Linked DNA regions of Homo sapiens: region 1 is linked to region 2. Evidence: read pairs that join two places in POLR2A ChIA-PET (ENCODE). Cell type or tissue: MCF 10A. All regions are shown on one strand. Each heading gives the region's core, and the rest is flanking DNA. Links, peaks and the distances in the headings are about the cores only. Region 1 overlaps ITSN1 (intersectin 1). Region 2 overlaps ITSN1 (intersectin 1).

Region 1 (5,374 bases), core at 106-5,105, 190 kb before region 2:
TCCCATGATGAAAATGGACCTTTCCATAAAGTGGTTTGGAGGGTCAAAGGGGATGTTTTCAACAGGGCCATTTGGAAAGCCATGGGGGCAACAAAAGCCTGGACTTTCGTGACGGGTCATGACGGGGACTCAAAGGTGGCAGAAGAAAGAACACTGAGCAGGCTCCTGTAGAGCAGCTCCGTAACCAGTCAGCCCAGTTTCCCCTCTGCAAGCACAGAAGAATGCATGGGTTAGGGAAGGCTTCCTCGAGGAGGTGACGACTGAGCCGTGCTAAAATTCAGCACAAATAGGAATAAATGAGGAGAGGGAAGGTTAGAGGGCTGGAGAAGGGGGCAGATCAGGCAGGGTTTGCAGACCAAGTAGATTCGGGTCTTTTATCTCGGAGGACCGGGAATCCCCTGGATGATTTTAAGCATAAGAAGTGATGTTTTTAGAATAGCTCTCTGCCTGCAGCGTGGGGGAAGCTGGAAGGAGAGAGTGGGTGCAGAGAGACCAGGTCGAAGACTCAGTCATCCTTCTGTGAGGGGCAGGAGCAGCTCCTTCAGCCCTGGCCTTTGCACTTGCTGTCCCTTGGGCCGAGAAAGCTCCTCCCCCTTGATCTTTGGACGTGCCTCCCCCGCAGCCAGGTCTCCATCCCCCCTCTTCAGAGAGCTTTCTCGGGCCATCCTCTCGGCTGGATCCCTGGCCCCCAGTCATGCTCTGTGCCACCCCATCCTTCACTAGCTGGAACCCCCACTCATTTCTCTGCTGCTTGTCACCTGCTCCTGAAAGTTCTAGGCATCTCCTCTGCTTGTGTTCTGCTGAGCACGGCCCTATGACCAGGCCGGTTCCATGTACCTCAGCCATGACTCTCAGTGGGCAGCGGGAGAGGTAAACAGAGTAGACTGGGTCCCTCCTGGGCTCATGGGCCACACAGCAGGAGGCGGGGAGAGGAGAAGACAGGATGCAGGATGGAAGGGGAGGCGGACAGGACGGGCAGATGTGCTTCTGCCCCCTAGAGAATGGGATGGAGGGAGGAATCCCACTGGATACCAAGTCAGTGGAGGGCTGTTACTGAGGATTCGGCCGTGTGGGGTCTTGTCACGGGGCCTCAGGACTCCAAGGTAACACTCCAGAGAGGAAAGAGGCATCCCTGGCCTGGTCCCCTCTGCTGGGGCGGACTGCAGGCTCGCTCTCCTGGGGGGCCTAACAAACAGAGTGGAACTGCAGGTCTGGATATTGAGAGGCATCTTGGGGGTGCACACAGTGGGCAGGGAGGGAATTAAGCATGCCTGGGGCAGCTGCTCTGGAGACAGCGCTTTGGGGCAGCATTCCCCAGCAGCCCACGCCCCTTATCTAAGCTGGATGATTGCTTAAAAAATCCAGCAGCCGGCATGTCTAGGGGGCTGAACGTTCCATTCTTTGCTGGCAAGAGAACACAAGGCCACAGAATGCCGTGATGAGAAATAAAGGACCCAGTGACTCAATGCATTTGTGACAGGTTTATTGTGGAGCGCTGCATGGGCCTGCCAACACAGTCCAGACGTGACATTTAAAAGCCCTGCACATTCCATTTTCCCTGGTGGCCTCCCCACCGTCGACCGTGTGAAACACAGGCAGCTTGTCCACATCAACCAAGAGTCTGCTGAGTAGGCTCTGGTCTTTGGTCCAGAGGTCTCTGCACATTGCAGGAGTGCAGCGAAGGCGTTTAAAAAGCTGCTTGCTTCCACCGGTGGGCCTCCTGCTATCAGGAAGGGGGCCAGGGTTCGTGCACGGATTGGTAGGGCAAATCTTGCAATGAGATAGCTCAAAGTTTTTAGGGAAGCTGTCCAATCTTTTCTCTCTGAAATTCCTAATCTATAAAAGCATACTTTCTAAAAGGTCTTAAAAATGCACACAACCTACCTGCTGTTTTGGTTTAATGAAAGAAGGCACTTGATTGGATTCCATGATGCTCACTGACCAGGCACAAATGCCTTTTCTCTCCAATAAAAACAACAGCAACAAAGCTATTATTCTCTGCTTATTTTCTGCTAGATGTCATCATTATCTCTCCATATGTAAATGAGGAAACTGAAGCACAAAGAGGTTACATAACTTGCCCAAGATCACACCACTAGTAAGTAGCAGAGCTGGGATTTGAACCCGTGCTCTGAGCCACCATCCTGGATTGCTCCTTAGCCTCTATAAGGTCCCCAGATGCAGTTATGTGGATGCTCCGTCTGAATCACTATCTTCCTATAGGCAGGTGGTCTACAGGGAAATAGAATGTTCCAAAATGATGAGAGAAATGGAGTAAAATATTAGGCTGAACTTGCAGAGAAGCCGTGTTGTTATATACAGCACCATGTTTTTCTGGAGGCCAGGAATGAAAATTGGGAAGCTACAGCAGCACATGTTCTTACATTTGGCTCAGACTGAGGGTGTCTTAAGTAAGCCTGAGCGCCTGGCAAACTCGCCCAGTGGAGGAGAGAAGGACAAAGGGCTGGGGCGGGTCAGCATGAAGCTTGTGCGTTGAAAATGTGTTGGAATCCTTACCAATGGCTCCAAACTCCCATGGTAACCCCACCAGTGAGGAAATCACATGAGGCAAGAGGGGCCCCTTCCCGATCTTTCCAAAGATGCAGCCACCAGTTCTGTGGAGGCAGGAGCTCTGGGGCTATTATGGACACACATGTCCATAGATCTGTGCATCAAATGGTACGCCTAGAACGAGGACTTGTCGGAATTTGAAAAGCTGACTTGAGAACATCACTGTGTTTCCCGAGACCCTCAGTGCCCTCAGCTGTATAGGTGCAGGCCTTATGCTCAATGTTCTCTAAGATCTCGACTTCACTGAATAATCCGCAGAGAACATCCTGCGCTCCACCGCAGCCCAGGCCTTTCCTCACTTTCTGGGTGGGGCCTGGGAAGCAACGCAGTGGATCAGCGTGCATGAGTGTGTGGGGACAGGTATCAGAAGGGGACAGGACAGCATAGGAAATGGGAGGGGAAAGCAGGGGCGTCAGGGGTTTCATCCTCTCACTGAGGGAAACAGCGTCCTTGATGAAAACTGGCAGATCAAAAGTGTTCTCCCCTCTCCTGGGTCAGAGTTCAGAGAAACGGCATCAAGAGAAGGAACTGTTCAGCTTTTAAAGACATGATAGTCTGAGTCAAAATAAGGAACATCTCTTTTGAGGCTTGCAACATCACTCAGAAGCGACGTGCCAAGCAGATGTGGAAATAGCAGCTGTCAGCCTCTGCCAGAATCTTCTATACAGCGGTATTTATCTGCCTTCTGGCTGTACCCTGAACTCACCGTTTGACCTACTGTCACCAAGCTACAGATGTAGGCAGTTAAGTCACCTGAAAGTTGCTGCTCACTGCCTGTCACACACACACACACACACACACACACACACACACCGTTGACATCATAAAACAACAGCATGGTAGCTGGTAGCTTCTAAGAGGTGGTATGCCCAACATTAAGTTGCACGGACACTATATATATCTTATAGCTGATGCTCATTTTTTATAAATGAAACATTTTTGAGAATCAGGTCATACAACTTAAAAATGCCTGGGGAGCTTTTAATTTAAAGAATAGATTCTTCCTGAGAGGCTATGGAGCCCTCTGAAATGGAATAGCTAACTAGACGTCAGGAGACACTCTGGAAGCCTGGTTTTTCCTATGTGGGGTTTTCGTAAAGAAGTGCCCAAGAGTGGCCGGGCGCGGTGGCTCACGCCTGTAATCCCAGCACTTTGGGAGGCCGAGGCAGGCGGATCACAAGGTCAGGAGATCGAGACCATCCTGGCTAACACAGTGAAACCCCATCTCTAGTACAAAAAAATTAGCGAGGCATGGTGGCGGGCACCTGTAGTCCCAGCTACTGGGGAGGCTGAGGCAGAGCTTGCAGTGAGCCGAGATTGCACCACTGTACTCCAACCTGGGTGAACCGTCTCAAAAAAAAAAAAAAAAAAGTGCCCAAGAGAACTCTGGCTGAAGCGGAACATTCACATTAAGGCTACTGTGATCTTGGACTTCACTACGTCTCCCTATCCTACCAGACCCCGAATACCAGACATTTCAAAGAAGGAGCTATTTTTCCTTGCATTTTTGGGACCATTGGCATCCAATGTCATTTCCATAAAAATTCTCTTGGGTATTTTTGGAACTAAAGAGAATGAATAGGATTAATGAAGCAGGACTGCGATTTGCTGTGCCCGTTGCCCAACTGTTACCTGGGTGGGGTGTTGCCCCCGCCCTGTGCTGGAGTGGAGACTTGGCTCAGACAACGGTCCCTGGTCCTCAGCCTCCTTCTTAGACCAAATGAGCAAGAGACTCCAGGAGCAGCCCCTTCCAAGGCCACTGTTGTTTTTGGGAAGCTCACATCTAAAGGAAAAGGAAACTGGAGAGACAGCATGGTCTCCTCTCTGAGGGTGATGTGGTCTGTGTCAAAAGCTGAGACTGGTGTTTTCTATAGTCACCGGTTGATTTCATTCACTCATTCAATAGGCATTTTTTTTTAACCTAACCTACCATGTGCCAGGTGATGATATATTGTACTAGGTTGAATTATAGATTGCTGTTTTTATAGGTAAGAATTGACAATTTCATATGGTTAAACCTAATATTTAGAGGGTTTTCCTAAGCTAGTGTTACTATTTCTTCTGATGGCATCGCTGAAAGCATAGATAACCCAATCGTTACTATTTGCGGCCTGGGTCTGCCCAGATTCCTTTCCAGAAACAGGGAAGATACCAGTTTCTACCATGCATGTAATGGTTAGATATTTTGTGACTTAACATAGGGCCGAGTTACTGCTTTAGATCGGCTTCTCCCAGACACCCTTTTATGCAGAGGCAGTCTGAGGCCTGGGCCACTTGGGGAACTCAACCACCATGGCTCCCCAACTCTGCAGGCCTGCTCTGCAGTGTGGAGAGGCAGCCGGCCAGAGGAGAGTGATTCGTAAGTGCACAATGAAGACAATCTCATTTGGACTCATCTTGTCTAATGCTACTGGAGCAAAACTGTACCCAAAGTTCACTTGCAAATATATTTACACAGACCAATATGAAATTAAATGATTTAATAATCAGTTTAAAAAACAAAACAAAACAGACTGGGCACAGTGGCTCACGCCTGTAATCTCAGCACTTTGGGAGGCCGAGGTGGGTGGATCACCTGAAGTCAGGAGTTCAAGACCAGCCTGGCCAACATGGTGAAACCCCATCTCTACTAAAAATACAAAAAGTAAGCCAGGCACGGTGGCTCACACCTGTAATCCCAGTGCTTTGGGAGGCTGAGGCGGGTGGATCACTTGAGGTCAGGAGTTGGAGACCAGCCTGGCCAACATGGTGAAACCCTGTCTCTACCAAAAATACAAAATGCAGCCAGACCCACGTGCATGCC
Region 2 (5,374 bases), core at 92-5,091:
TGGGACTACAAGAGTACACCACCATGCCCAGCTGATTTTTAAAATTTTTGTAGAGATGGGAGTCTCACTTTGTTGCTTGGATGGTCTCAAACTCCTGGTCTCGAGCAACCTTCTCACTTTGGCCTCCCAAAGTGCTGGGATTACAGGCAAGGGCCACGGAGCCCTGCTTATATGTGGATTTGCCTGTGTTGGGGACCAACACCCCTAATCCCTCCCTTGTTCAAAGGTCAACCATACACTTTATGATGTTTGCACAAAGACAAAATCACCTATCAGAACATCATCATTACACGATGCAGGGTTAGAAAAAAAGACACCGCTCCAGGTACAGACAGATAAATACAGTGAAAATGACTGCCGTGGAAGACCAGTGAAATGTCAAAAGAGGGTATGAAAAGCCCTGGCGACAGCAACATTTTAAGGATAAGAAGCCCTCAAAGGGAATTGGGAAGTCCTAAATGTAACAGAGCAACAGGGCAAGGAAATAGCTGAAATGACCCATGCTGAGGTCACAGCTGCTTATGGAAAGAAATGAAACTAAGAGGAAACTGACAATCAGAGATAAAAGGAGAAGGTCAAGAAAGCTTCTGCAGAAAACCAAATACCGCATGTTCTCACTTACAAGTAGGAACTAAACACTGGGTACACACTGACACAAAATTAAGAACAATAAACACTGGGGATTCCAAAACGGGGGCAGGGGTTGAAAACCTACCTATCTGGTGCTATGTTCACTACTTGGGCAACTGGTTCATTAGAAGCCCAAACCTCAGCATCATGCAATAAACCTACATAGCAAACCTGTGCATGTACCCTCTGAATCTAAAAATTAAAATAAAAAAATTAAAAAAGGCCGGACATGGTGGCTCACGCCTGTAATCCCAGCACTTTGGGAGGCTGAGGCAGGTGGATCACCTGAGGTCAGGAGTTCGTGACCAGCCTGGCCAACATGGTAAAACCCCGTCTCTACTAAAAATGCTAAAAATGCAAAAAATTAGCCAGGCGTGGTGGCAGGCGCCTGTAATCCCATCTACTTGGGAAGCTGAGGCAGGAGAATTGCTTGAACCTGGTAGGCGGAGGTTGCAGTGAGCCGAGATCGCACGATTGCGCTCCAGCCTGGGCGATAGAGTGAGACTCTGCCAAATAAATAAATAAACAAATAAATAAATAAATAAAACAAGTGGCACGCCACAGACCTGATCTACCTACTCCGGGGGCTGAGGTGGGGGGACCGTTTGAACCCTGGAGGTAGAGGTTGCAGTGAGCCAAGATTGCACCACTGCACTCTCCAGCCTGGGTGACAGAGTGAGACTCCGTCTCAAAAAAAAAGCTTGTTTCAGTGGCTACACACTTGAACAGAATTCAAACTCACCCCCTATACAGATGCACACAACACTGTACACTGTGAATGTCTGTAGTATTGGTTTTTGCATGAGGTCAACATTTTATATGTATGTGAAAGGAAATGACACCACTGAAATACTACAACATTTAAAAGTAACTTCAATTATTAATTATTAATTTGTATGACACTGATCATACACTGAGTAAAGGCCATCTGTTTTGCCTGCCTAGCGTTTTTTTCTCCTCTTGACAGATCCTACTTCTCTTTAATGCTTTCTGTTAATTCCACGAGTTTAGGTACTGGTCTCACCAACTGGGGGAAAAGGTAGACCCAAGGCCCAGGAGAGCCAATGAGAGTACACGTTTCCCTTGGTCATATGATGGGTTCAGACACACGATCATGCCAGGCCAATCAGAATCCTTGGACTTGACAGGTATGTGAGTCACTACATTTCAATGCTGTGCTTCTTCCACTTGGAAATGAAAAAGCTCATACAAATACAATTATGAATAAAGAAAACTGTGGCAATAAAGCAACCTTCCTTTTTCTTCCTTCTCTCTCCTACAATCCTCTTTTTTCTCTCCCTATCACTTTTTCCACCTCCCCACCCAACTGCATTTAGATAGTGGACTACTTAAACTTATCACTGAGTTTTTTTTAAGTTAAGGATTCCTGATACATGACATCACCACGACACAGAAAGCTAATCTAAGAACTAAGCCCAGCCCCAGGTAAACTATTCTGTGATTCAACTTCTTGGTATTTCGACAGTACACTTTAGAGTCTTGTTTCAAGGCCCTTCGCAGTGGCTCACGCCTGTAATTCCAGCACTTTGGGAGGTCAAAGCAGGCAGATCACTTTGGGTCAGGCGTTCAAGACCAGCCTAGCCAACATGGCGAAACCCCATCTCTACTAAAAATACCAAAAAAAAAAAAAAAAAAAATTAGCCAGGCATGGTGGTGCCTGTAATCCTACCCACTCTGGGGGCTGAGGTGGGGGGATTGTTTGAACCCAGGAGGTAGAGATTGCAGTGAGCCAAGATTGCACCGCTGCACACTCCAGCCTGGGTGACAGAGTAAGACTCTGCCTCAAACAAAAAAAAAATCTTGTTTCAGTGGCTACACACTTGAACAGAATTCAGACTCACCCCCTATACAGATGCACATAATACTGTACACTGTGAATGTCCCTAGTATTGGTTTTTGCAGGAGGTCAACATTTTATATGGATGTGAAAGGAAATGACACCACTGAAATTCTGCAACATTTAAAAGTAACTTCAAAATTTCTTCCTTCCTGTTTTCCCTCAGCTAGAGATCTACACCGGTTTAAAACAGGTCCGAGCCAGAGTCCGCATTTGTAAAATGGCCTTTCCAATCAAATTGTGATTGCCTGAATTAGATTAAATTTTGGTACTTCCATGTTTCTTGCTATCCTTAACTGTTGATGTTATTATATGGAGAAAATAATAACAAATTCACAACGTCCCTAGACATAGTGAAAAAAAAAAAGAGACAAGGTAGTATCATAAAAAGAATATTGTGGTAAGAATGAGAAGAATGTTTAGTTCACAGTAACAGAAACTCCAGCTACCTAAATCAAGGGGAAGGAGGTAACCTTAAGAACTCAAGAACGAGAATGCAGCTGGACCAAGAACAGACTGGAAGAGAGTGGCTTAATGCTGTCAGAGAGTCAGGTAGTGTTCTCTCTGCTTCTCTTTAGACAGTTACTTTATTCTCCCCATCCATAAATCATCTTTCTTAGTCCCCAGACAGCAGAACATAACTGCTTATAACTCCCAATCCTTTACTTAGGGTCCTTGAGCATATTAAGGCCAAATCCTTCTCTATTGAGCCTAGTTTCAAATTTCCAGGGAAGAAACGAACACTGATTGGGCCAGGTTGGTCAGGTGCCCAACCCGAGTTCAATGTATTATGTCTTTTGTGTAGAGAAGGAGGTAGGAAGAAATTGGATGTGTAGGTTGAAGGGCACTTAGGGGATCTGTGTTGGGTCAGATATACATTCCAAAGGTTCTCATCACACAGTCTCAGCTTTGTACCTTGTCTCATAATCAAAATACGGAACTAATAACTAACGTTGATTCTAGACTCTTGCTAAGAGTCTAGAGTATAACAGAACTTAAGATAATTAAAGTGAATTTAAAAAATCAAAGGCCAGGTGCAGCGGTTCATGCCCGTAAGCCCAGCACTTGGGGAGGCTGAGGCGAGAGGTCCACTTGAGTCCAGAAGTTCATGACCAGCCTAGGCAACACAGCGAGATCGTCTCTCCAAAAAAAAAAAAAAAAAAATTAGCCAGGTGTGGTGGTGCGTGGCTGTGGCTGTAGTCAAAGCTACTTGGGAGGCTGAGGTGGGAGGATTCCTTGAACCTGGAAGGTTGGGGATACAGTGAATCATGGTCATGCCACTGCACTCAGCCTGGGTGACAGAGTGAGACAAAAGAGAGAAAGAAGAGACAAAGAGAGAAAGAAAGAGAAAGAGGAAGGAAAGAAGGAAGGAATTAAAGGGTAACAAGCATTCATCACTGTTTTAGAAGTTCCATGCCAATAAACAAATACAAGTTATGGTGGCTCATGCCTATAATCTCAGCACTTTGGGAGGCTGCGACAGGAGAACTGCTGGAACCCAGCAGTTCAAGACCATCCTGGGCGATATAACAAGACATCATCTCAAAAAAAAGAAAGACATTGGCCGGGCGCAGTGGCTCACGCCTGTAATTCCAGAACTGTGGGAGGCCGAGACGGGCGGATCACGAGGTCAGGAGATCGAGGCCATCTTGGCTAACACGGTGAAACCCCGTCTCTACTAAAAATACAAAAAATTAGCTGGGCGTGGTGGCTGATGCCTGTAGTCCCAGCTACTCGGGAGGCTGAGGCAGGAGAATGGCATGATCCCGGGAGGTGGAGCTTGCAGTGAGCTGAGATCGTGCCACTGCACTCCAGCCTGGGCAACAGAGCGAGACTCTGTCTCAAAAAAGAAAAAAAAGAAAGAAATACAAGTTAAAAATAAATTATAAATTCTAGGAATGAAAATGGTCCTTTATAAACATGATGGTCTGTATGAAAAACTCGAGAATTTTTAAAAAAGCATAGAAGTCTTAGAGGGCTGAGATTCTATCTTGGTTCAAGGCTACTCACCTAGAGCAATGCCAGGCATATACAGCGTGTACTCAAACATTCACTGAACAGCTAACTAAACTCAGAACTTCCCAATCACGGCTGGGTGCGGTGGCTCACGCCTGTAATCCCAGCACTTTGGGAGGCTGAGGAGGGCAGATCATCTGAAGTGAGGAGTTCGAGATCAGCCTGGCCAACATGGCGAAACCCCGTCTCCACTGAAAATATAAAAATTAGCTGGGCATGGTGGCACATGCCTGCAGTCCCAGCTACTCAGGAGGCTGAGGCAGGAGAATCACTTGAACCCGGGAGGCAGAGGTTGCAGTGAGCCAAGACTGTGCCACTGCGCTCCAGCCTGGGCAACAAAACACGACTCTGTCAAAAAAAAAAAAAAAAAGAACTTCCCAGTCACAGTACTTTAAGTGGATTATAGTTGTGCCAAAGATACTGATGCCCTCAGTTTTGGGGAACGATGCCTACAATTAGTACTAATTATTGCTACTAACACAGTACTAATATTATCTGGAATCACAAAGACTGAGAAGCATTGAATGCAAGACCAAAACATTGCTGGAACTTAGAGTTCCAGCAAGACAAGTTGGTTACCAAATAAATTTGTGTAAGGCCAATAGGCATTTAATAATCATTCACACTCATTGGTAATACAGAAAATAATGCAAGTTAAAACAAATAAAATTGGCTAAGATGTTTTTGGAGATGGTTTTACCCAGTCCTGGTAAGAGAACAGGAAACAAGTACCTTTTACATGATAGGGGGAATGCATCTGAGAGCGGTATGCTGCAAAGGCTTTACAAACAACTTTTGGTCCAAGAATTTTACCTATCTTTATTAAAAAGCAAAAAGACAAAGAATCTATAGGTCCAGCAATAAGTGACT

What was found. Peaks named below come from ENCODE experiments on the same cell type or tissue, not always from the same donor. Only the 100,000 strongest peaks of a DNase experiment are listed, where the experiment ranks them.
Region 1: POLR2A ChIA-PET joins it to region 2 with 5 read pairs; 3 of 35 experiments call an interaction of 5 or more read pairs at or near these places.

What each region holds. Positions count from the first base shown.
Region 1 is chr21:33,840,506-33,845,879 of GRCh38, reverse strand. The region is part of intron 29 of ITSN1 (intersectin 1); the gene reads right to left. Among named protein-coding and RNA genes, the nearest start is that of ATP5PO, 73 kb to the left of the region's middle. In MCF 10A, for the core only: no CTCF peak of the experiment used is centred there; no DNase peak of the experiment used is centred there.
Region 2 is chr21:33,652,498-33,657,871 of GRCh38, reverse strand. The region is part of intron 1 of ITSN1 (intersectin 1); the gene reads right to left. Among named protein-coding and RNA genes, the nearest start is that of ITSN1, 13 kb to the right of the region's middle. RefSeq lists an enhancer at 602-1,101. In MCF 10A, for the core only: no CTCF peak of the experiment used is centred there; DNase peaks (open chromatin) are centred at 1,761 and 2,081.